2 separate regions of the Homo sapiens genome follow, and region 1 is linked to region 2. A link is an interaction called in ENCODE POLR2A ChIA-PET data of the cell type or tissue named here. Cell type or tissue: Panc1. All regions are shown on one strand. Links, peaks and the distances in the headings refer to the core of each region. The heading gives the core; the rest is flanking DNA. Region 1 overlaps FNDC3B (fibronectin type III domain containing 3B). Region 2 has its middle 20 kb from the start of GHSR.

The links. Peaks named below come from ENCODE experiments on the same cell type or tissue, not always from the same donor. Only the 100,000 strongest peaks of a DNase experiment are listed, where the experiment ranks them.
Region 1: POLR2A ChIA-PET joins it to region 2 with 5 read pairs; 2 of 35 experiments call an interaction of 5 or more read pairs at or near these places.

Annotation. Positions count from the first base shown.
Region 1 is chr3:172,091,801-172,103,586 of GRCh38, reverse strand. All of the region lies in intron 1 of FNDC3B (fibronectin type III domain containing 3B), which reads right to left. Among named protein-coding and RNA genes, the nearest start is that of FNDC3B, 58 kb to the right of the region's middle. RefSeq lists a cis regulatory region at 374-387 and an enhancer at 308-452. In Panc1, for the core only: a CTCF peak has its summit at 8,173; no DNase peak of the experiment used is centred there; H3K27ac peaks cover 3,386 bases.
Region 2 is chr3:172,462,924-172,474,709 of GRCh38, reverse strand. No RefSeq gene overlaps it. Among named protein-coding and RNA genes, the nearest start is that of GHSR, 20 kb to the right of the region's middle. RefSeq lists a silencer at 7,185-7,385. In Panc1, for the core only: no CTCF peak of the experiment used is centred there; no DNase peak of the experiment used is centred there; H3K4me3 peaks cover 333 bases; H3K27me3 peaks cover 331 bases.

The DNA of each region.
Region 1 (11,786 bases), core at 4,625-9,624, 370 kb after region 2:
AAAGGGGATGGATGTCCCTATTGTATAGGCCCTGCCTTCAAGAATCCATAGATGCTTTTTAAACATTTTTGGCTTGGCATAATTTTAAATTTGGCAAAGCAGAGTCATGTCTGAACTCAAATCTAATGTACAGGAAAGCACTATTTTCTCGGGGAGAAAAATCCATATATATAAGGATTATGAGTAAAAATTACATGTAATTTGAGGCTGCTTCCGTAAACCCCTATTAATATAAAGAGGTTGCTTCCATAGCAGCCCGACATACCCCAAATTTTACAGAAACATAAAAACTAAATGGAAAAAAATTACATCACTATATATACACAATCTCTTGACCTCAGATCCACATCCTCACATAATACCAGCTCAGTTTTGCAAATATTAACTAAAAGGGAAAGGGGGCTTATCTACAAAAAAAGTTTACCAACCAAAGGTTCGTTTGCTTTGTTCGTTGTTTTTAAGTGGTATTTACATAAGCTTGCAGACGTAATTAACCATTTTTATTAGAACACTTAGATTCCAGGTACACTCATATCACAATACATCTCACACCCTGACATCCCAAGGATGACAGTCAAGTATCTACAAGGAAACATGCCAAAGCTATGAGCCCTTATTCTCACACATACCCAAGCTAACCTGGTCACAGCATCCAAACATGGGAATAACTGAAAATATAGATTTTCAGTGAAATTTGAAATGTTATGTGTTTCTGTAAGACAGTGAGAGAAAAGTCTACAGAACTGTAGTCAGATAGTGAAAAACATCACTTCTAAAGCCCCTTGAGGAAGTCTAATTCTAATCTGCACGGGGAGGTGGAAAGAGACAGGAAGTCAGAACACATGCTCCTCCTCCCCAGCGCCAGAAGCTCACGCTTTACCCAGCCCTTGCCCAGACCTTGGGCACTACACCTGCCTGGCACCCCACAGCACTTTGACAGGTCCCACTGCTTTTCAGGACTGTGGTTCAAGGTTTTCCTATGTAAGCTCTCTGTGTCTTAGTTTCTTTATGTATAATATGAATGATATGGCTGCTTAAGTACATGACTTCCAGATAGCCCTTTAATAAGATCCAAAATGTATTTTATTGTTCTATTTGTAGAGATCTATTACGAATCAAATTCACATTTGTGCATCAATTTGGGCACCTAAGAGACATGCATAACACCCTTGAATAGAAGAAAAAAAAAATGTGTTGCAAGCACCAAACAACTGATTGCTTTCTGGAAAGATGTGGAGGAAGAGCTTTGAAGCTGCTATTTCAGCCTGCTGGGGCAAAGGCACTGTTTGGGGCACCTGCACACTAATTCTTACCTAGCATCAAAACATCCTATGAAGTAGCTGGTATTGTCCATTTACAAATATAGTAACTAAGGCTAAAGAAATAATTTTCCCAAAGAGACTCAGAAAGTGATAATGAAAAGTCCATGCTCTTAGCGAGCTAATTGTAACATCTAAGAATCTGACAACAAAACCCAAGTAGAAGAGCTGGCTAAAATTTATATATAGGTTAGTGAGTTTTAAAGACTAGATAAAACAAGCACATGGTACAAAACAGAAAAGGTATCAAAAGGTAACTTTCAAAGACAACCCATGAGAGTACATCTCCCTCCTAAGGAGTGCTTGGTTCCCCTCCACAAAGGCTACAATTGAGTTTTTGGTGCTTCCTTACCAAAATGCAGACTTAATAATTTTTAGAGCACATTTTAAAGTAGCTTAAGGAAGATGAAGCAAATCCATTATACTACCATTTAGCCTAGATGGTTTAAAATTAGAGGGGGGAAAAAACTAGCAGAAACCAAATTATAAATTGCTAAAGTTATGTCTTCCATGGTGATTTTAATGAAATGTGCCATGATTAAACACAAAAGCAAAATTATTTCCAAAGGGCAGCAAGTTATTGATGAAGAGACTGCTAGAGTAATATCTTTGGTACAAAGGGTTTCAAGATTCTATTAATTTTAAGTAACTACTGTAAAATAAGTATAAAGCAGGTTGAAGGCTTCTCCCTTTAATAATAACAATATTCCAAAAGAAGGACCTAGCTGAAAGGTACCTTATAAAATAACATCAAACAAAAGAACTTGAAAAAAGGTAATCAACCATTGTGTTAACCAGATATTTACTGTGTACCCACTTTGTGGTGGCACTGTGCTAGAATTCTAGGGTTCTAGAAATAAAGGCATAAGGTTAAATAGCATTACAATGAAATGTTATACTCAGTTAACTAAAAACGAATCTGCATTGGACACTTCTGACGAAATACCACACAAAGTCAACAGACCTCCATGCTCTACGAAACCTTTCATCTGAGATAAGCCCCAATGTCTAAATTTGGTTTCCCAGCTGTGGCCTCTTTTCTAGACTTTGAAATCTGACAGGTGTTACAGAAGGTGAATTTGTCTTCAAAACATACCCCATGCCTTAACCTTCATTTCTGATCAGCCAGGAGGATACTAAAATTTTTTGTTTAATCAGCTCGTATAGAATTCAATCATGTTTATTTTACACACTCAGTTTTGTTTAACTGAACCGATGTTATGAAACATTCATTATAAGGAAAAGAATCTGTACCATTAAACATCACTGACAGTTCCTCCTATTTATACTTAAATATATATTTCAAAGATTTCTGACATAAGCAATTGTAGATATTGGTTCAAATATTTTTTCAAAAAATTATCTGATTCTCACTCCTGCATGGTTGGGGGGATGGAAATCAGTAAGAACACTGTCTGATACATTGAAAATCAGTTTAGAACTGTTTTTTATTAACTAAAGGCAAGTTATTTCTTGAGAAATATTACATTTAATGACATTCTCATAAGCAGCTTTGTTTTTCACTTAATGTGACCGAACATAAAGCAAATACCAGGTGTTACTTAGAGCTCAGAAGAGACCGAAACAGAAATTTCACATGAAATGACAACAGTTAACAAACAAACAAATTAGCAGGTGCAAAGACATACTGTGTAAGGGAATATCTATTTACTATTTCAGATTAGCTCATTATGATAAAATTTTAATATAAAGTATGTATATAGTCATATTACTAATTCAGATAAACATTTTGAAAACATAAAAATGCAAAATTCTCTAGAAAAATATTTTCTCTCGACAGAAAACTGTCGCACACCAGAGAATTAAGGAGATTTGTTTTATTTAATAGATAAGAATGATAATTGGTATATATATGGCTTATACGCAAATAGGTGAATTTCAGTGTTTGAAAGCATGGTGCTTGCCTATATTCTAAACACTGCCTGTGAACAATGACATTAATTTATACTAATACAATTTGTTAAGAAAAAGTAAGCAGCTACATCCATTCATTTAAGAAATACCTATTTAGTTTCTCCTCTGTGCAAGACACTCTTCTGTGCTGAAGTTACACAAATTCTAAATTTAAGGAATTCATTAACGGGTTTTAAAATTTTTCCAGAAAAATCTTTTTAAATTTCAGCTTTGGTATAAAAGGCATGTTCTCCAATTCAATTTTAGTACTTCTCCTTATATGAACACAAAAGACACACACAAAATATTTTTCAGTTAATGTCACCAATAAACTCAAAGAAGCAGAATGAAAAACACAAGTAACATTTTAGGATTATTAATGGTTTTGATGTCATGAACCCCCAAGAGGGTCTTAGGAGTACCCAAGGGTCTCCCAGACGACACTTTGAGAGTTGTTGCTCCACACAAGCAAGTTATACGTAAAAACATAAAAAAAACAGATTGCTGTCCCTCCTTTATACTTTCTATTATACAACTAGAGTTCACCTGACAGGGTCTAAAGGAAGAACAAATTAATCCAAATTAAGAGGTATTCTAATTCTACCACAGATGTCTCTCTCCAGGACTTTATGCCACACTCATTAGAGAACATTTGTGAGGCAAATTCATTTGGTAAATCATGAGAGCAGAAAAGCAGGCTGGAGGGCTAAGAAAACTGATGTTGGGGGCCAGGTACTTCCTGCTGGGGCTGTCAGCAGAGTACAGGAGAGGTGGAGACTTGACACCCATAAATCCAGGCCTGTTAGATGGGGATCCCCGTGCAATCTCTCCTGTAATCAGACTCATGCCCCAGATTCAAAGCAAATGATCAAACACTAAGGAAGTAACGACAAATAATATTGTGTTGCCATTCTTAAGGAAGAATCATATCTGCTCTGATCTCTAGACCTTCATTTACTGCTCAATGAGCCCATTTTAAGTCCCGCCATGATTTGATCTAGTATTTTCTAGGGTCATTCATTTATTTATGTCTTTCATCAAAGAACCCAAAAGAAGTCTTCCAAAGCATAAAGAGAACTTTTAAAATGAGAACCTCAAGTTTCAAATATAGACAAAGGAATTAGTAGGACATTGAAATTCAGTTCCTAGAGCAACAAATTAGCAAAATCAAAATATGCCACAGCTAATTGATTTGCATTCAACAAACAGATGAGAGACTTCCCTTTCATTTTTAAAAATAGATTTAACAAGCATATTAATTTTCCACTGGCCGCTATAAATAAATGGAACTCCAAAATATCTTTCTTTGCGAAGGCGTTTGCTCTAGCCAGTCACTGTTAGCCTGACCCTGAGTGGAATGTGTATTTACATTGCCGAGAGGCAGCATTGTGTGCTGGTGGGAAACCACTTCTCACAAACCTCCCATTCAACCGAGGACTCCACAATAGGTACTCACACAGGAAGCACGCCTTGCAAAGAGCACCTCTGCCATTCCAGAAAGAATTTTCCAAGGCAGCAAGGATGGTGGACCACTATAAATGCCATGTTCACAGGCCCTAACTGCCTACACTTCAGGGTCAACAAAGCCAGTGTTGTTCACAACCATTCCCCCGAGTTCTTCCCAAGGTGAAGGGGAAACTCAACAATTCCATTTCATTTTTCTAGATAATCTCTCAGGGTATTGCTTTGTTTTTCTTTAAAAAAAAAATACTAAGCCATAATTGTTTTTCTCAAATATTCTGGAAAGTACTCCCAAGAATCTACTGCTTTTTCAAAGCCAACTGAAAGGTGTTAACATTGAATGTGCAATTTTTAAAAAATCAAAACTTCAAATATTACTTCATAACTCCACTGATTCCTTAAATACCGATTCCTTAAATACCTTAAATACCGACCACTGTGTTTAACTGCAAAGCCAAAAAATTATTTTAACTCCTCAACTAGAAAAGCATGTACTGTCAGTAGTATCATGTTAACAATGACTTCTGTACAGGTACATGCAGGAAATCAAGACAATGGTGACTGCTTACACATGCCATCAAATCAACTGGTGAATGAAAAATGAAATTAATAAATAGATTTTGGCAATTCAATACTAAACTACTAGCCTCAGGGTTTGGCTTTTTCCTCCATACTTGAGCATGTAAGGAAGTACAACCTGGTTCTTTAAAAAAATGTGTTGATTAAATTCTCAATACCCCAACTTCCCAACCTGTACAAGAAAAGAGGCAGCTGCTTCCAACAGTGTTATCTTACGGCCATTAAATAAGTTAATAATATTGGGCAAAGGGCAACTCTTCTGGCTTATTTTTCTCATTTCTTAAAAAAAAAAAAAAATTTCTTGCAGCTCCAGCTCAAAGGATTATTTCTCAAATTAAAGGACTGAATTCCATGACCAATGCCCCTGCCAGTTCTACTAATCTATCAATTTGGGTATAATAATAAAGAATATCACAAGTAATACATACATCTCAAGGATTTACTGGAAGTCTACTTAAGGCAGCTGCTGTAAAATAAAAGATATGTGTATCCATGCCCATCATAAATAATACCATTTACTAGTGTCAGGAAGTTGCTTTTACAACATAGAAAAAGTAAACCAGACTATGAGGAAGTGTTCACAATAGAATGCTTAGTGCAATTTACACAGTCAGATTATATATGTATACACAATTTTTTAAAAGACTGAAATGAAATAGAACCAAAATGTTAATGCTTAACTTATGGATAATAGAATAACGAATAAGTTGTATTTTTCTTTTGAACTTGCTATATTTTTTAAAATATTCTACAATGAGCATCTATAATTTGTATAATGATATAAGTTAACTTTTTTAAGAAAACATAATTCAATTTACTTTGCACCATGTGATTGTTTAAATTTTTGTGAGGAAATACTTTCAAACCACCACATACAAAGAGACCTAAAGAATACAGGTTTTATCCAAGTCTCACAGAACTAATCGTCACCATTCTACTCTGGCTGTGGGACACAACAATGGAAGAACATCTGTGGTTAAGTAATAGATTTGGTAACATTTACAAAACCAGCCCTAAGGTCATGTTTGCTGAGTAATCCTTAGATTAGGCATGCTCACTAGGACCAACCCAAACAGCTAAAAAAGAGGGGTGGGGGAAGCAGGTTCCACAGCCTTACTTTTTTTAGATAACAAGTGCTCCATAAAATCCTCTTCCAACTGCCAAAATAAATCAAACTTTCTGGGTGGAGAACTCGCTGTCAATCAAATGGGAATCAGCAAAGATAAACCTAATAATAGAATCTGTTACATACTTACTTAGCTGTACTAACTATGCTAGTCTCTAACTAGCACAAAAGACTTCAAAAGCTCTTGCTTGAAAAGTACAGGGTGGGGTCAGAGATTTCCTTAGGAGCTGGCAAGCCTCATTCTTTAACAGTGGAAAAGTAACTACCCACTCTTATCTTTATGGGTTCTTTCCAGCCCACCCGCCCTCATCCCATACCTTTTAAAAATATTTGGCCCGTATTTTTATTCCCACATTCCTATGCGTTATAGCGTATAATACATGTTCACTCTAGAAATCTGAAAATACAGAAAAGCAAGAAGAAAGTTTAATTGTTCATAATCTCACCACTCAAAAATAGCCACTGTTAAAATGATGATGTATTTCCTCTCAATCTTGCTTTTCTATTTGAAATTTACAGTAAGGGGCTACAGATTATAATCAATCTGCCTATTTTTTTATTTTTGATACATAACAGTGATACTCATTACTTTAAAAAATAAGCAAGCTGGTTCCTAAATCACATTTTACTTCAGAGAAGATGGTGAAATTCTCCTCTAGGGTCCTGGACTCTGGCAGAAAGATGGCAATAAACCAGAAAAACAGATGATACAACAGGTATGTCCACTGTGCACTCAGAGGCACAATTTCTTTTTATATGATATTAGGCTACAATGACAAAATGCTTTTAGATTGTGTGCACATATTTTAAATAGAATTATTTAAATCCATTATGAAGACTGGATTCCATGAATTAATAAAAATGCAATTCCTTGTTTCTACGTTTATAGGTATGCAAGTTTCTGAAAGTTAAAGGGTGCATTTTCTATCTTCTGAGAGCTACAGGATGTTTTATGTTAACTGTCTGTAGCACCTATTTCACAACTATAAACCTATCCCAACCAATAATCAGAATGAATGTATGTACCAGGAACCAGGTTCAATGGCACTTTGCCCCAGAATACTTAATTAACCCTGAGCATCTAGGTTGTATTGTTACCAGTAAAATTCACAGAGAACCAAACTGGCAATATGTACGATGTGGCTTAAGATATTTTAGAACAATGTATGAAAACATACATCACAGTATGAAACAGTGAAAACTTGGAAGGTATTTTATCCATACAATGCAAAACTCTACAGCCAATTTTAAATGCTGTAGAAATCAATCTGCTAACATAGGAAGGTGTTCACAACACATTGTTTGTAGGGGGAAATAACAGGTTAACAAGGAAGTGCACGCTGTGATACTCTGTGCAAAACTAGGCTTTTTGTTTGTTTGTTTGTTTGTTTGTTTTTTTAACAAAGAAAAGAGTCTAGAAGAACATACACCAAAGTGTTCATAGTGATTTTGATAAAGTAGGTAGAAAGAAGAATCTTTTGATGTATCAATGCTCCAAGACTTTTTTAATGATGCTTGTGTTAGGAGAGGGGAAAAATAGTACACAGAACAAAGAGCATCTTAAGGGCAATCTGATCACATCTGTGCCAAATAATCTAACGGAAAAATGTGAAACAGATCATGGATATCTGGTCAAGGGTAATCCTATTAAACAAAACCCCTCTCTATGAGTACCCGATATGGGTCACTGGCTGCGACAATCTCTCTTCTAAAGCTGTGCTATAGCTCTCAGAAAAAGGTGTGAGCTGTTCTAGGCCCTTCACTTTGGGCCCAGTGGCGCCAATGGGCAGTGGTGGTGGGGACTGTGAATCTCCTAGAAGCTATTTTCAGTTTCAGAATATACCACAGAATCCCAAGTCTGAAAAAGAACTTTGAGAAGTTCAGCTCTGACTCAGGCTTGTACTGTATCTAAACATCCCTAGTAGATCAGAGGCTTCAAAATATCAAAACTTGGTATTTTTTTATTACACTATATCCTTCAGCTAATTATCCCAGGATTTCCTCTCTCAAACAGTTGGTAAAAATACATTTACTTTGAACAACAGGATGATAGGAATAGATAAGGTCAGAATTAGACAGAACTGTGTCTGAGTCAATGAAAAACAAAAATTGCCGAGTATTTTAAAATCACCATTACTGAAGAGAGTATTCCTTTGATGAAGTCTGTTACCTCTGACTCTTCCTTTCCATTACCACCACCAGCAGCAACACCCTAGTTCAGGAACTAGTCAAGTCACTACTAGATTCTGAAAAAGTACAGGACCCATTTACTCTGCCTACTGTCCCTGTCATGTCCCTTCTGTCCACTCTACCCTGCACATGCAGACCATGTAATTTAGTTCTGGAACCTCACTTCCACTAAGCCACTACACACCCGCTCACAGACCAGTGATTCTTCAAGCAGAAGCACCCATAAGAGATGGGGAACAGAGGACTTAGCACTGTGAGGGGAGTCATTCTACAACACTAACCATTCAGGTTAGAGTTTCTCCAGATATGTGCAGGAACTATCAGCAACAGAATTAAGCGGGGTGCTTGTTTAAAAACGCAGATTCCTCACAGATATTCACAGCAGCATTACTTAAATAACTCAAAAAGGAGAAACCATCCAACAGAAGAATGGACACACAAAAATGTATCCATTTTATGGACGCATAGCTTAAATGTATCCATTTTATGGATACATTCCTTAAAAAGGAATAAAATACTGATACATGCTACAGCATAGATGAGCCCTGAAAATATTATGCAAAGTAGAAAAGGCCAGTTAGAGAAGGCCACATAATGTACGATTCCCTTTATATGAAATGTCCAGAATAGGCAAATGTAGACAGAAAGTAGACTGGTGGTTGCTTGGGGCTGGGGTTGACGGTGGGAAGCAACTGCCAACGGCTATGAGGTTTCTTTTAGAAGGGACAAAAATGTTCTAGAATTTGCTAGTGGTGGTGGTTACACAATGCCGATGTTCTAGAATTTGCTAGTGGTGGTGGTTACACAATGCCGATGTTCTAGAATTTGCTAGTGGTGGTGGTTACACAATGCCGATGTTCTAGAATTTGCTAGTGGTGGTGGTTACACAATGCCGATGTTCTAGAATTTGCTAGTGGTGGTGGTTACACAATGCCGATGTTCTAGAATTTGCTAGTGGTGGTGGTTACACAATGCCGATGTTCTAGAATTTGCTAGTGGTGGTGGTTGCATAACGACATGAATATGCTAAAAATATTAAATTTTACACCTTAAATGCATGAGCTGTATGACATGTGAAATATATCTCAATACAGCTGTTTAAAAATCCAGAGTCCTCAGTTCTCACTTAGATCTACTAAACCAGAATCTCTGAAGGGAGGCCTAGATATCCTCCCTTTGAACAGAAAGAGCAGGCAGTGTGTATTCTCACGAAATTCTCCAGAAGATTCCTTAGTACACTAAAGTTAGCACTGCCTTTGATCTTTTTCTGAACCTTAAAGGCTATACCAGTGTATTTCCTTCCAGGTGCAGTGACTCACACCAGTAATCCCAGCACTTTGGGAGGTTGAAGAGGGAGGACAGCCTGAGGCCAGGAGTTCGAGACCACCCTGGGCGACACAGTAAGAGACCCACTCTCTAAAATATTTAAAAATTAGATGGGGCCGGGCGCGGTGACTCACGCCTGTAATCCCAGCATTTTGGGAGGCCAAGGCGGGCGGATCACGAGGTCAGGAGATCGAGACCATCCTGGCTAACACGATGAAACCCCTTCTCTACTAAAAATACAAAAAATTAGCCGGGTGCGGTGGCGGGCGCCTGTAGTCCCAGCTACTCGGGAGGCTGAGGCAGGAGAATGGCGTGAACCCGGGAGGCGGAGCTTGCAGTGAGCCAAGATAGTGCCACTGCACTCCAGCCTGGGTGACAGAGCAAGACTCCGTCTCAAAAAAAAAAAAAAAATTAGCTGGGTGGGGTGGGGATACTGAGGTGGGAGGATCAGGAGGTCAAGGACCCAGGAGTTTAAGGGGTAGTAAGCTATGATTATGCCCCTGCACTTCACCCTGAGCAACAGAGCGACAATCCTGTCTCTAAAAAAAGATTCTGGCCAGGTGCAGTGGCTCATGCCTGTAATCCCAGCACTTTGGGAGGCCAAGGTGGGAGGATCGCTTGAGCCCAGTAGTTCAAGACCAGCCTGGACAACATAGAAAGATGCCATCTCTACAAAAAATAAAAAAGTAGCCAGGTGTGGTGGTGCACACCTGTAGTCTCAGCTCACAATCTCAGCTACTCAGGAGACTGAGGTGGGAGAATCACTTGAGCCCAGGAGGCAGAGGTTGCAGTGAGCCATTATCATGCCACTGCGCTCCGGCCTGGGCAACAGAGTGAGACACTGTATAAACAAAACAAAAAAATCTAATGTATTTCCTACTCTGCCCTACACAACCCTCCCATGTGAACAGTGTCCTGATACTGGGGAGCAAGAGACCGCTGCTGAGCTTTTGCTCTTGCTATTCTCTCCTCCTCTTTTCCAGGACACCCACAGTTCTGTCCAGGTCGTGCTACTTAAAGCTACATCAAAATTACTACGGTTCACAGTAACCTCTACAGAGAATCCTTAGGGTCTTCCTATCCTCATGCATGAAAGGAGGGTGATGGACTGGGTAATGACTAGACTTTCTCCCATACCTGAAATTATGAGCCTCTCTGAGAGATACTCAAAAAAGACTCCAGGCAAACAGCCTTTCCTCCATTCAGTCCACGTTTTACATCCACATAATAATGTGTATTGAGCAATTTTCTCCCCCACTTAATAATGTGTGGGGAAGCTAAATAAATTAAGGAAGAATCTTTTTGTTAAGGCTCAGAAAATGTATACCTAACACAAGGTAGAGTCCAGCATATGACAGGGGCTCAGGCATTTGATGAACTCCTTAACTGATAGCCAAAAAGTCAATCGTTTAGCTTGAATCTCTTCCTGGATCTCCAGGTTTGCTGAGGAGTCCATACAGAGCTTTTGCATGGAGAGACCTGTCATTCTGTGCTGCTCTGTTTGACATAGGAGGTTTGCTGTTCTTCTACTCCAAGATGATATTATCAACCACTATCATAAACACTTGAAATGTGCATTGTTTTTTCTATCAGTAATGATGGCTTTATGACAGCATTTGAGAGAAACTTAAGGTTAGAGGTGCCATGCATGGTCATGAAATGAACACAGAAAACTGACTCATCTTATAGTCAAATTTACAACCCTATTTGAGGCAATCTAAAGCCATCTGTTACAGCACTCCCCTACCCCCTCACCTCCCTAACACACACACACACACACACACACACACACACACACCCCAGTAAAGTCAGGGCACTGTGAGTAATATTACTAGAAGCTACACAATTTTGACCATTTCTCTTTAGTGACT
Region 2 (11,786 bases), core at 3,189-8,188:
AACATTACTGACAGAATTTTCTTAAAATTAACTATCATTTTTTACAATGGACTTTGGGGACTCGGGGAGGGGAAAGGATGGGAAGGGGGTGAGGGGTAAAAGACTACAAATTGAGTTCAGTGTATACTGCTCAGGTGATGGGTGCACCAAAATCTCAAAAGTCACTACTAAAGAACTTACTCATGGAACCAAATACCACCTGTTACCCCAAAACCTATGAAAATAAAAATAGTTTTCAAAAATTTAGTATCATTTTTAACATAATCGGCCTACACATGCAAAGCTACTTGCTGTGGCCTGATACAAGAGCAAGTATGAAAATAAATAGATAATGTTTTATTTCCTGTTATATTATTGACTTGTAAATTTTCAATACTCTTTCCTCACTCAGTAAGCTACCTCCAGAAATATTTGTATCCTCCTCCAACCCCACACTGCCCATCAGGTTATGTTAGGAGCTTTTTTCTATAAAATAATATTTCTTCATGAAGACAGTAGTGCTGGAAAAAAATATGGACCAGAAACCAAACAGGGGGAATCCTGGGTAAGTCAATAATTTGTCCTCAATGGCGACCTATTGGCCTTTTGGACAAGCTATTCCTGGTCACGTAGGGCTGTCCTTCTCAAACTCCTGACCTCAAGCAATCTGCCCGCCTTGGCCTCCCATGAGTGCTGGGATTACAGGTGTGAACCACCGCTTCCAGCCTTGGGCTGTCCTTTGCATTGCAAGATGTTTAGCATCCTTAGCTCTGAGGTTCTATGTGGCTGTAGCTATTTTTTACTCAGATGACTCTATTCACTAGCAGTGGGCTTTTGTCCATCATTTCCACTTGCCTAAGGGAGTAATTTAAGGATTTCTTTCTATACATAACATGTTGTTCTTTGGGAAGTTTCTGATTTTAATGACTGCCCTTTTTCTTTTTTATATATAAAATTAAGATTTATTTACTTTAATTATTTATTTGCACTAAAGGACTAGATTTTTTCTTAATAACAATAAGATCATAGTTTATATTGACAATTTAAAACATAATCTTGGAAGCGATGGCTAGATTTAGAGATGTTTGTGAAAAGCCCTCCCATACAAAGCTTATTGTATCCACTCAACACATAATCAGATCCTGCAGTATTTAGACATTAATTTTTATCATTAAGTAAACATTTGAGATTCAGATAACTTTGTTTTACTCATTTATTCGCATCTTCTCTCATTTTACTCTTTCTTTTTGTCACAGGTTTATCATATTCCTATCTTTTACCCTGCATAAACAAATTGTCCCTGTTTTTTTTTTTTTGAGATGGAGTCTCACTCTGTCACCCATGCTGGAGTGCAGTGGCACGATCTCGAATCACTGTAACCTCCGCCTTCCGGGTTCAAGTGATTCTCCTGCCTCAGCCTCCCGAGTAAGTGGGACTACAGCCACCTGCCACCACACCTGGGCTGCAAGTGCATGCCTCTACGTTCAACACTTTTTTTTTTTTCTAGAAACAGGGTCTCATTTCGTTGCCCAGATTTGTCTCGAACTCCTGGCTTTAAGCAATCCTCCCACCTCAGCCTCCTAAAGTGTAGGGATTACAGGCATGAGCCAACATGCCCACCAGTCATTTGTTTTAAATATTACTTTTTTTGGTAGACCAATTTAAGTCTGTAATTTTCTCTAAGTATTATTCTGTTTATCATACATTTTTGACATATAATACTTGTATTTTCAATGAGTCCTAAATTTTATATAACCTAACTTGTTATTTACTCTTGAAACTAAGGATTGACAAGGCACGGTGGCTCACGCCTGTAATCCCAGCACTTTGGGAGGCCGAGACGAGCGGATCACGAGGTCAGGAGTTCGAGACTAGCCTGGCCAATATGGTGAAATCCCGTCTCTACTAAAAATACAAGAAATTAGCTGCGTATGGTGGTGTGTACCTGTAGTCCCAGACACTCAGGAGGCTGAGGCAGGAGAATCACTTGAACCCGGAAGGCAGAGGTTGCAGTGAGCCAAGATCACGCCACTGCACTCTGGCCTGGGCAACAGAGCGAGACTCCGTCTAAAAAATAAAAAATTAAAAAAAAAAAGAAAGAAAGAAAAGGAAAATAAACTAAGGGTTATATGGGAAATTTTTTAAATTAGGAAACATGAAAATTTTAAATGACCCTTTTGCTACTGACTTCTAAATTCATTGCACTGAAGGCAGAAAACAAATTTGCTGTTATGTTAAATGTTTCAAATTTATTCATGTCTCTTGTAGGCTGGTATATGGTTAAATTTTGTGAATGCTTAAAAACTTTAAAAGTATGTGTATGAATTTCACTTCAATTAAAAAAAGAACTGTATGTATTAATTATGCTTTCTTGATCTCTTATTTCTTTAACCAGTATATAACTATCTTGTTTGCCCTTAACATTTTCTTTTGTGTGATAAGATTGATGCCTCAGATTTCTTTTGTTTCACGTTTTCCTGTTACATTTTTTTCTATTCTCTATTTTCAGCTACTCTTTATATCCCTTTCTTAATGTTTCTTATAAATTATATATTGCTGAAGCTTGTTTTGCTATTAATCTGAGAATCTCTACTTTTGATTAATGAGTTTCACCCATTTATATTTATTGTAACCACTGTAATACTGGGACTTATTTATGTATCTCTATTCTTTGCTTTCTTTTTACCATGCTTTGTTTTGTTTCTTTTTGCATTCTCTGAACTTCCACTGGATAGTTTAAATTTTTTTCTTTTTGAGAGAAGAGCTCATTCTGTCACTCAGGCTGGAGGGCAGTGGCACAATCTTGGTTTGCTGCAACCTTCACCTCCCAAGCTCAAGCAATTCTCTCACCTCAGCCTCCCAAGTAGCTGAGACTGCAGGTGTTTTTAAGTTTTTTTTCTTTTTTTTGTGTGTGTGTGGAGATAATTTCTCACTTTATTGCCCAGGCTGGTTTCAAACTCCTGGGCTCAAGCGATCCTCCCTCCTTGGTCTCCCAAAGTGCTGGGATTACAGGCATGCACCATCATACCCAGCCTAAATTCATTTCTAGTACTTTTAGAGTTGTAAATTCTATTTTTAAAATGTCTAGTGGTTAGCGCTAACTTATAAGACTAGTAGTTATGTTTATTTCTCAACCTGTTTAAATGTTATTAATCTCTGAATCTGACCCACCTATCCCCAAATAGTTAAGAATTTTAGGAAGAATTTCTTAATTCCCATTGTACCATCTCTATATTGCTGTTGATACCATTTGGAGTTTTAGTACTAGATTATACTTTAATTTTGTTATTACTGTTTTTGGGCCCTTGTTTATTTAGATTTTAATACATTTTAATAAATTATTCATTTTGCCAGCCTGGACAATGGATTTCTCCAGCCAGATTCCTGTCCTGATCTTATACTCTTGTTTGGTTTGGCACTGCTGATATCTTGTCCTGCAGTAGTGGGGGAAAGAAAATGATCCGTCCTTCATCTGTGATCCCTGGTGCCCTCCTGTTCCAGGCCACATTCTTGGATGCTGTTCCTCCACTTCAGACCCCAGCAACTTTCCTTCATTGTAAGAATTTTTCACATTCTTATGTTGATTTCTGAACATGACTGATATTTATGTTCTCTGTATCATAGACAGCAAGTCAGGAGGGAGGGTCAGATGACCTTTGATAGTGCCGTCTTAATTGCTAGTAATTGCTAGGAATCCTCTTTTATGTTTTAAGTGTTTTATGTTCTTCACAGAATTATTGGTAGAATCAAAGAAATAATATATGTGAGAGTTTTTAAAACCTACATTACATAAATGTTCACTGTGTATTATTCATAGTGAATGGTGAATGTATTATTGAGGAGTACTTTTTTTTCCTGTAGAGCTTTGAATGGGCAAGGAACTTGGAGATAAGAAAAGCAGTAACTAGCTTATTATGGCAATTTTGTAGTACTTTCAGTGACATATTTTGAGGTGAGTGACATATTCATGACAGGGATATTAGAGAAAGCCTAGTCACTTCCTCCCTTCTCTATTTAAAATTTTCATTTAAATTTTTTGAACACAATAGACAAGAGAATACGATGCATAATGGATGTGGACTAATGGAAGAGTCAAAAGTCTATATGAGTTCATCTTCCTCTCCCATGTAATACTGACACAAACTTCAAAAAGAAAATTAGTATAAACATTACTTGTATTTGGAGGTGAATATTGACTTCATTAGGAAGATTATACCTAAGTCCTCTCTTTCATTATTCTGCTAATCCTTTCCAGAAGAAGCTTTCCTTAAAAAAATATAGGGCAAGAGAATTGATACTTTTACATAATCTTGGTAAGAATGAATTATTCTTTTTAACTCTAAAAGTTCACAATTTTTTGTGCCATTCTGCAGAATGTTTCACTTAAAAACTAAACTAAATAAATATAAAAATATACCATATTTTCTTTAATTTTCCATGAATTACCACTAAAAGAAATGTTGACAATTTGTCATTCCTTGGGATATTATAGAGACAAAGATTTTCTGTATTCTTTATACTAATGTGATAATAATTATTATTATCATTCTTTGTAGTAATTCAATAAAAAGTTATAATCACCACATTTGGAAGGCTCTAAAATGTGTCCAAACAAAAGAGAATAAAAACAAGAATTTTATTTTTAATGATACAAGAGGGAAAAAAACAGAGCATCCAAGGTTTTTGTGTGCGTGTGTGTGTGTGTTTGTTTTGTTTTTGTTTTTGTTTTTTTTAGTTTAAGTTCTAGAATACATGTGCAGAACGTACAGGTTTGTTACATAGGTATACATGTGCCGTGGTGGTTTGCGGCACCTATCAACCTATCACCCAGGTTTTAAGCCCCGCATGCATTAGTTATTTGTCTGAGCATCAGAGGTTTTTTTGTTTTTTTGGGTTTTTTTTTTGAGATGGAGTCTCTCTCTGTCACCCAGGCTGGAGTGCAGTGGCACAATCTCAGCTCACTGCAACCTCCACCTCCTGGGTTCAAGTGATTTCCCTGCCTCAGCTGGGATTACAGGCATGCGCCACCATGCCCAGGTAATTTTTTTAGTAGAGACAATGTTTCACCATATTGGCCAGGCTGGTCTTGAATTCCTGACCTCAAGTGATCTGCCCACCTTGGCCTCCCAAAGTGCTGGGGTTACAGGTGTAAGCCACCACACCTGGCTGCATCAGAGGTTTTTAAACAAACTTTGAATATTTTCCACATGTGAAGATGAAGTGATAAGGGCAAAATTGTTTTCTGTAAAACTGGTTCTCATGTTTTGCTTTGATAATTAAAGAATCCTAAATTAAATAACAACAAACTGCCTGAAAATCTGATAACAAAAACTCAAAATTATCTTGTGATAATTTTTCTAAATTTATTAGAAGGTCTGATGATCTTACTACAATCCCTGGTGCCAATTTTAAAGTGATTGATTTAGTAGACTGTAATATAAAGTATAGGCAAATTCTAATTTGCCTGAGGTGTATAAAACATTCTGACTTATTCATTAGGCTTGCCTAATATTTTAAGACGATATCCATGCAGTCTTCATAGAGTCCATAAAATAATTTACCAGTACACAGTCTATATATACTACCTCAGAGAGAGATCAGTGCAGCAGAAACATCATGCTGTTTCTTTTCCTTTTTCTTTTCTTTTTTTTTTTTTTTGAGACTGAGTCTCGCTCTGTCGCCCAGGCTGGAGTGCAGTGGCGCGATTTCGGCTCACGGCAAGCTCCTCCTCCCGGGTTCACGCCTTTCTCCTGCCTCAGCCTCCCGAGTATCTGGGACTACAGGCGCCCGCCAACACGCCTGTTTCTTCTTAACCTGTATAGACAAGTGAGGAACCCAGATGCAATTTGCCCACAGCAACTTATCAGTGAATGTTCCAGTTGGTAGGGTTCCAGTGGCATTGAACAGAACATTGAACTCAGTTGGCGTAGAAAGATAGCATAAAAAGCCTAAGGTAACATGATTCTGGGCTTAGTTAAGTCATTGGCACCTGCCCATCATTTAGGACCCAGGTTCTCTTCATTCTTCTGCTGTGCTTTGCTCATCATGTTAGCTTTTGACTCTGGCTTGCAGGATGGCTGCAGCAGCTTCAAGTACTTTACAACAGAAAAAATCTCTCTTGTATCCCCTTTTAAGACAGAAAAACTCTCCCCTAGTCACTGTTCAGAATTCTAGACATGCCCATTCTTAAATCATTCACTGGTAGGGAAAATAGAATTTCTATGTTGGACTTAGATTAATGAAGATTATCCTCCCTAGAGCTAGGGGAAGGTTCAGTCTTTTCTAAAGTATGCAGTATCCTGATAGCTGAACAAAATCAAGGTTCTGATTGCAGGAAAGACGAGTGGACAGAATGGCTGCAGGATAGGTGGTCACTAATGTCTGCTATGTTGAGTCAGAGGAAGAGCCTAAAAAGAATTGGTTCCAAAAGCAGGGCTGGGGCGGCCGGGAGCAGTGACTCACACCTGTAATCCCAGCACTTTGGGGAGCCGAGGGGGGCGGATCACGAGGTCAGGAGATTAAGACCATCCTGGCTAACCCGGTGAAACCCCGTCTCTACTAAAAAATACAAAAAATCAGCCGGGCGTCGTGGTGGGCGCCGGTAGTCTCAGCTACTCGGGAGGCTGAGGCAGGAGAACGGCGTGAACCTGGGAGGAGGAGCTTGCAGTGAGCCGAAATCGCGCCACTGCACTCCAGCCTGGGCGACAGAGTGAGACTCTGTCTCAAAAAAAAAAAAAAAAAAAAAAATGCAGGGCTGGGGCTTCCAGGGTATTTATTCTGGGGTAAGAGCATGAATATTAAAAAATAACTGGGCAATGCTATTCCCTTTTTCCTGATTTGAAATGGCAGCCTCAACACCTGACGATTTTTCAGGGAAGGGTAAAATACCATGATGATGTCTCTTAAAAGAAACAAGAAATTCCCTACATGGAGGTACCAGTGGTTTGGTATATTTGTAACTAAAATAAATTTGGGGAGATATAAAATTGAATCAATTAGGACACTTTCAGCTTCAGTTCACAGAAACCTCATTTCTGATGGGGTTACACAGTAAGAAAAGAGATCCTTCACGGGAAGTCCAAAGGCAGGGCATGATCCATGGTTGGTCGATTTGGCTCTTTCCATCTTTTGGTTCTACCTTCCTTAGTTAAGCTTCATCCTCAGGCTGGTGGCTGTAGTGATTTCAGATATCACACAGCCATTCCAGGCAGTGGCCAGGGGCAGACCAGCAGCTGCTTATTAAGAGTGGGAGGAATTTTCCCAGATGTCCTCAGTATACCTCCTCTCCATACTGGCCAGAGGTGAGTCATAGTTCATTCTTGAGTCAATCACTGACAGGAAGATTGGCTTAGTAAACATCTAGGGTGTGAGAATTCTTATTGTAGGTTTGTTTTCACTGTGATTGGAAAAACCAATTTTCTCTTACCTCTGTAATTCTAGCTAATCTAAGCTAATCTAAATCAGAGGTCAGCAAACAAATCTGACTCATCACAAGTTTTGGTAAGTAAAGTTTTATTGGAACACAGCTGCATCCAATGAGGTTTTAGGCAGGGGAATGTCTGGATTAGATTTGTATTTCCCAAAGATCACTGGCTGCAGGTGGCAAATAGATTGTGGAACAACAGTGGACAGAGAGAGATCAGTCCCTTGGGTATTGTAGCAGTTCTAGTGGGGGATTTGGAGGCATTGGTGGTAGAGATGGTGAAAAGTAACTAGAACCCTATGTGAACTGACTGGCTTTCCATGAAACATTTAAACTACCTTCAAGAAGCTTATAATGTAATAGAAGAGGTGACTCACAAGTATAAAATCACAGAAACAGTGTATAATTGGGAAATAAACTGAAAAGTTCTAACTCTGAGCACTACAGGAATTGAAAGCAGGAAATGTTTCAGGACTCCAGGGGTTAGGTCTTGGGTGGAGAAGCCAGAGGCAAGAGGTGGTGTGACGGTTAATACTGTTTCTTTTATTATTATTATTATTATTATTTTCTCATTTTATTTTATTTATTTTTTTATTATTATTACACTTTAAGTTTTAGGGTACATGTGCACAACGTGCAGGTTTGTTACATATGTATACATGTGCCATGTTGGTGTGCTGCACCCATTAACTCGTCATTTAGCATTAGGTATGTTTATTGCGGCACTATTCACAATAGCAAAGACTTGGAACCAACCCAAATGTCCAACAGTGATGGACTGGATTAAGAAAATGTGGCATATATACACCATGGAATACTATGCAGCCGTAAAAAATGATGAGTTCGTGTCCTTTGTAGGGACATGGATGAAGCTGGAAACCATCATTCTCAGCAAACTATTGCAAGGACAAAAAACCAAACACTGCATGTTCTCACTCACAGGTGGGAATTGAACAATGAGAACACATGGACACAGGAAGGGAACATCACACACCGGGGACTGTTGTGGGGTGGGGGGAGCGGGGAGGGATAGCATTAGGAGATATACCCAATGCTAAATGATGGGTTAATACTAAGTTTGAACTTGATTGGATTGAAGGATGCAAAGTATTGTTCCTGGGTGTGTCTGTGAGGGTGCTGCCAAAGGAGATTAACATTTGAGTCAGTGGACTGGGAGAGGCAGACCCACCTTCAATGTAGGGTGGGGTGGGGGGCACCATCTAATCAACTGTCAGGGGGGCTTGAATAAAGCAGGCAGAAAAAGGTGGGAGAAGCCAACTTGCTGAGTCTTCCACCTTCATCTTTCTCCCGTGGTGGATGCTTTCTGCCCTCGAACATCAGACTCCCAGTTCTTCAGCTTTTGGACTCTTGGACTTACACCAGTGGTTTGCCAGGGGCTCTTGGGCCTTTGACCACAGACCGAAGGCTGCACTGTCGGCTTCCCTACTTTTGAGGTTTTGGGATTTGGACTGGCTTCCTTGCTGCTCAGCTTGCAGACGACCTATTGTGGCACTTTACCTTGTGATCATGTGAGTCAATACTCTTTAATAAGCTCCCCTTCATATACACATCTATCCTATTAGTTCTGTCCCTCAGAGAACCCACCCTGACTAATACGGGGGGCAAGAGGCAGAACAGTGAAGGAAGGGACCTATAGAGCAGAGATGGTTCAATGGGAGGGAGGGACAAATATTGCTACATAGGCAAGGTAAGGCCCAATTATGAGAACTCTGGAAGGCCAGAGTTTAAAAGACTTGATGTGAGATTAAACAAGGAGCTATTACAAATGTTTATACTGCCTGAGAAGGATAGAGATGAAAGCAAGATTTAAAGAAGTCTAGTTCTGCCAGATTTTTGTGGTTAATTAGACCAAGAAGAACTTGCTGCCCTCATGGTTGTTGAATGAGGGACTGGACTTAGAAATGGAGATAAGAGGTGGTTATTAGGAACATCCAACAGGTTAAAAATAATGAATTTGCTTTGGACATACAATGAGCTTGAAATGATGATGAATTATCCAGTAATAAATGTGCAGAGGCAATATAAACTGGATGATTTTATTTGCATCTCTCTGTACTGTTTCCAATCCCGTGTTGTCTTCTCTTAATAGCCCTCCAAAAAGGAATGTTTCATGATTTGTACAAAGGAAAATTCTGGACTCTAAAGAACTTGGTAAGACTTTACAGAATGAAATATTTTGATAAATCATCTCAATCTTATATTAAATATTACTTTCACGCAATAAAATTTAATTGCTTAGTCATAGATTTGCTTGCATTTTTTACCAGTTTTGATAAGCAACTATTGATATTTAGAAAATCTAACAATAGTAATTATAAGAGCTGTAAACAGAGTCCTATTTTAGTGATCTTGCTTAGATAAAAAATAATTTATAATATTTAACTTTCCTTAAAACTAATATATATTGCAATCTTTAGCAAAATAATCTTGAGATATATTGGACATTTTTGTAAATAAAGCATACATGCATGTCCTGTTTGCGAGTTTTTTACTGGTTTATTAATGACCCACCTCCATTGTGCCTTTTTGTCAGAGATGAAAGTATGTTTTATCTCTTTATCCTCCTACCCCTCAACTCTGCTGAAATAAACTACCACCAACATGCCAATATAGTATTTCACGGAAAAATCTCAAATTTCAAAGATCCAAACACATTACAAATGACAAACACCAAAAGAACAATATCTTTGCTACAGAGATTAGCTTCAGAGAGGACAACAACTGTTGAAGGCATCTGCTAAGTGGGAGTTTTAATTCAATGGAATTTGTTGTAACTCTATCAGCAAAGCTCAATTGCTGTGCACCATCTGTTGAGGCTTTGAAACTGCCTTGCTTATATAGAACCGGATGTAACAATCATACCCATTATAGTAGAATACTATTTTTTACTAAATTTTCGTCTTTCCATTTATTTCCCGATGCTTTCGGAGTCCTTAGAAGACGAATTGGCAAGAAAAAACATAATCTCAAGAGTCAAAGGGACAATTCAACAACAAATAAACAACCTGATTTTAAAACAGGCAAAGAACTTGAATAGAAATGTCTCCAAAAAGATATATACATGGCCAATAAACATATGAAAAGATGCCCAACATTGCTAATTGTTAGAGAAATGCGAATCAAGACCACAATGAGATACTACTTCACTTCCATTAGGATGGTTTTTATAAAAAACAAACAAACAGAAAATAGTAAATGTTGGCTAGGATATGGAGAAATTGGAACTCTTGTTTACCACTGGTGGAAATGTAAAATGGCATAGCCACTGTGGAAAAATATATGGCAGTTCCTAAAAATATTAAAAAATAGAACTGCCATATGTATCTAGCAATTCCACTTCTGGGTATATAACAAAAGGAATTGACAGCAAGGACTTGTATAGATATTTGTACATCCATGCCCAAAACAACATTATTCACAATAGCCAAAATTAGAAGCAGCCCAAGTGTTCATTGATGGGTGAATGGATAAGCACAATGTGGTATATAGACACAATGGAATATTATTTGGCCTCAAAAAAGAAGGAAATTCTAACACATGCTACAACTTGGATGAACCTTGAAGATATTATGCTATATGAACCTCACAATGAGGTTCCAAGGCCCTGATTTTGACCACAGTATTCCCTGCTGCCCAGTCTGCCATCCCTTGACCTGCTTTCTAAGTCTGGTTTTACAACCTTTCTGGAAATCACGATTTCACTGAAAGTTTAAACTATTCATGATACATTTATAGAAAAAAATGTGTATATTGTGTATTTAGCTATCATTTATTGAGCATTATAAAATGTGTCAGGCACTGTTGAGAGGCTGAGAATTCAATAGTTCCTAATGCAAAATAGGCATTAATCAAAGAACCACACCAATAAAAAGGTGTGGTTGCCTGAAAGCATATACCTACTTGAGGGCATTGACCCAGATAGTCAGGGAAGACTTCCTTGAGGAAGTGGTAGCTGAAGTAAGATCTGAGTGATGCAGAGGATTTATCCTGGCAGAGCAATGGGAGATTTTAGTAGGACTTTCCAGAGAGAGGAAACAGCTTGGACCCAGAGCCAGGAATGGAGGAAGTATGGCATTTTCAAGAAACTAAATGATCAGCATGCTGTGCAATAGGCCAGAAACATAAATAGGGTCAAGGCAGTGGCTTATAAGTCATCTGTCAATCTTGAGATTTTGGTTGTTTTCTGTAAAAACAATAGAGAACCAATGAAGGGTTTTAGTGTGTTTCGGTGAGAGAGATGATATGATTAAATTTACTATGCCTGCCTTTTGGAGAATAGATTGTTGAGGTTCAGAGTAGCTATAGGGCACCAGTTAGACAGTATTGGTGACAAATTAGATATGAGTCACAGAAAAGAAGGAGA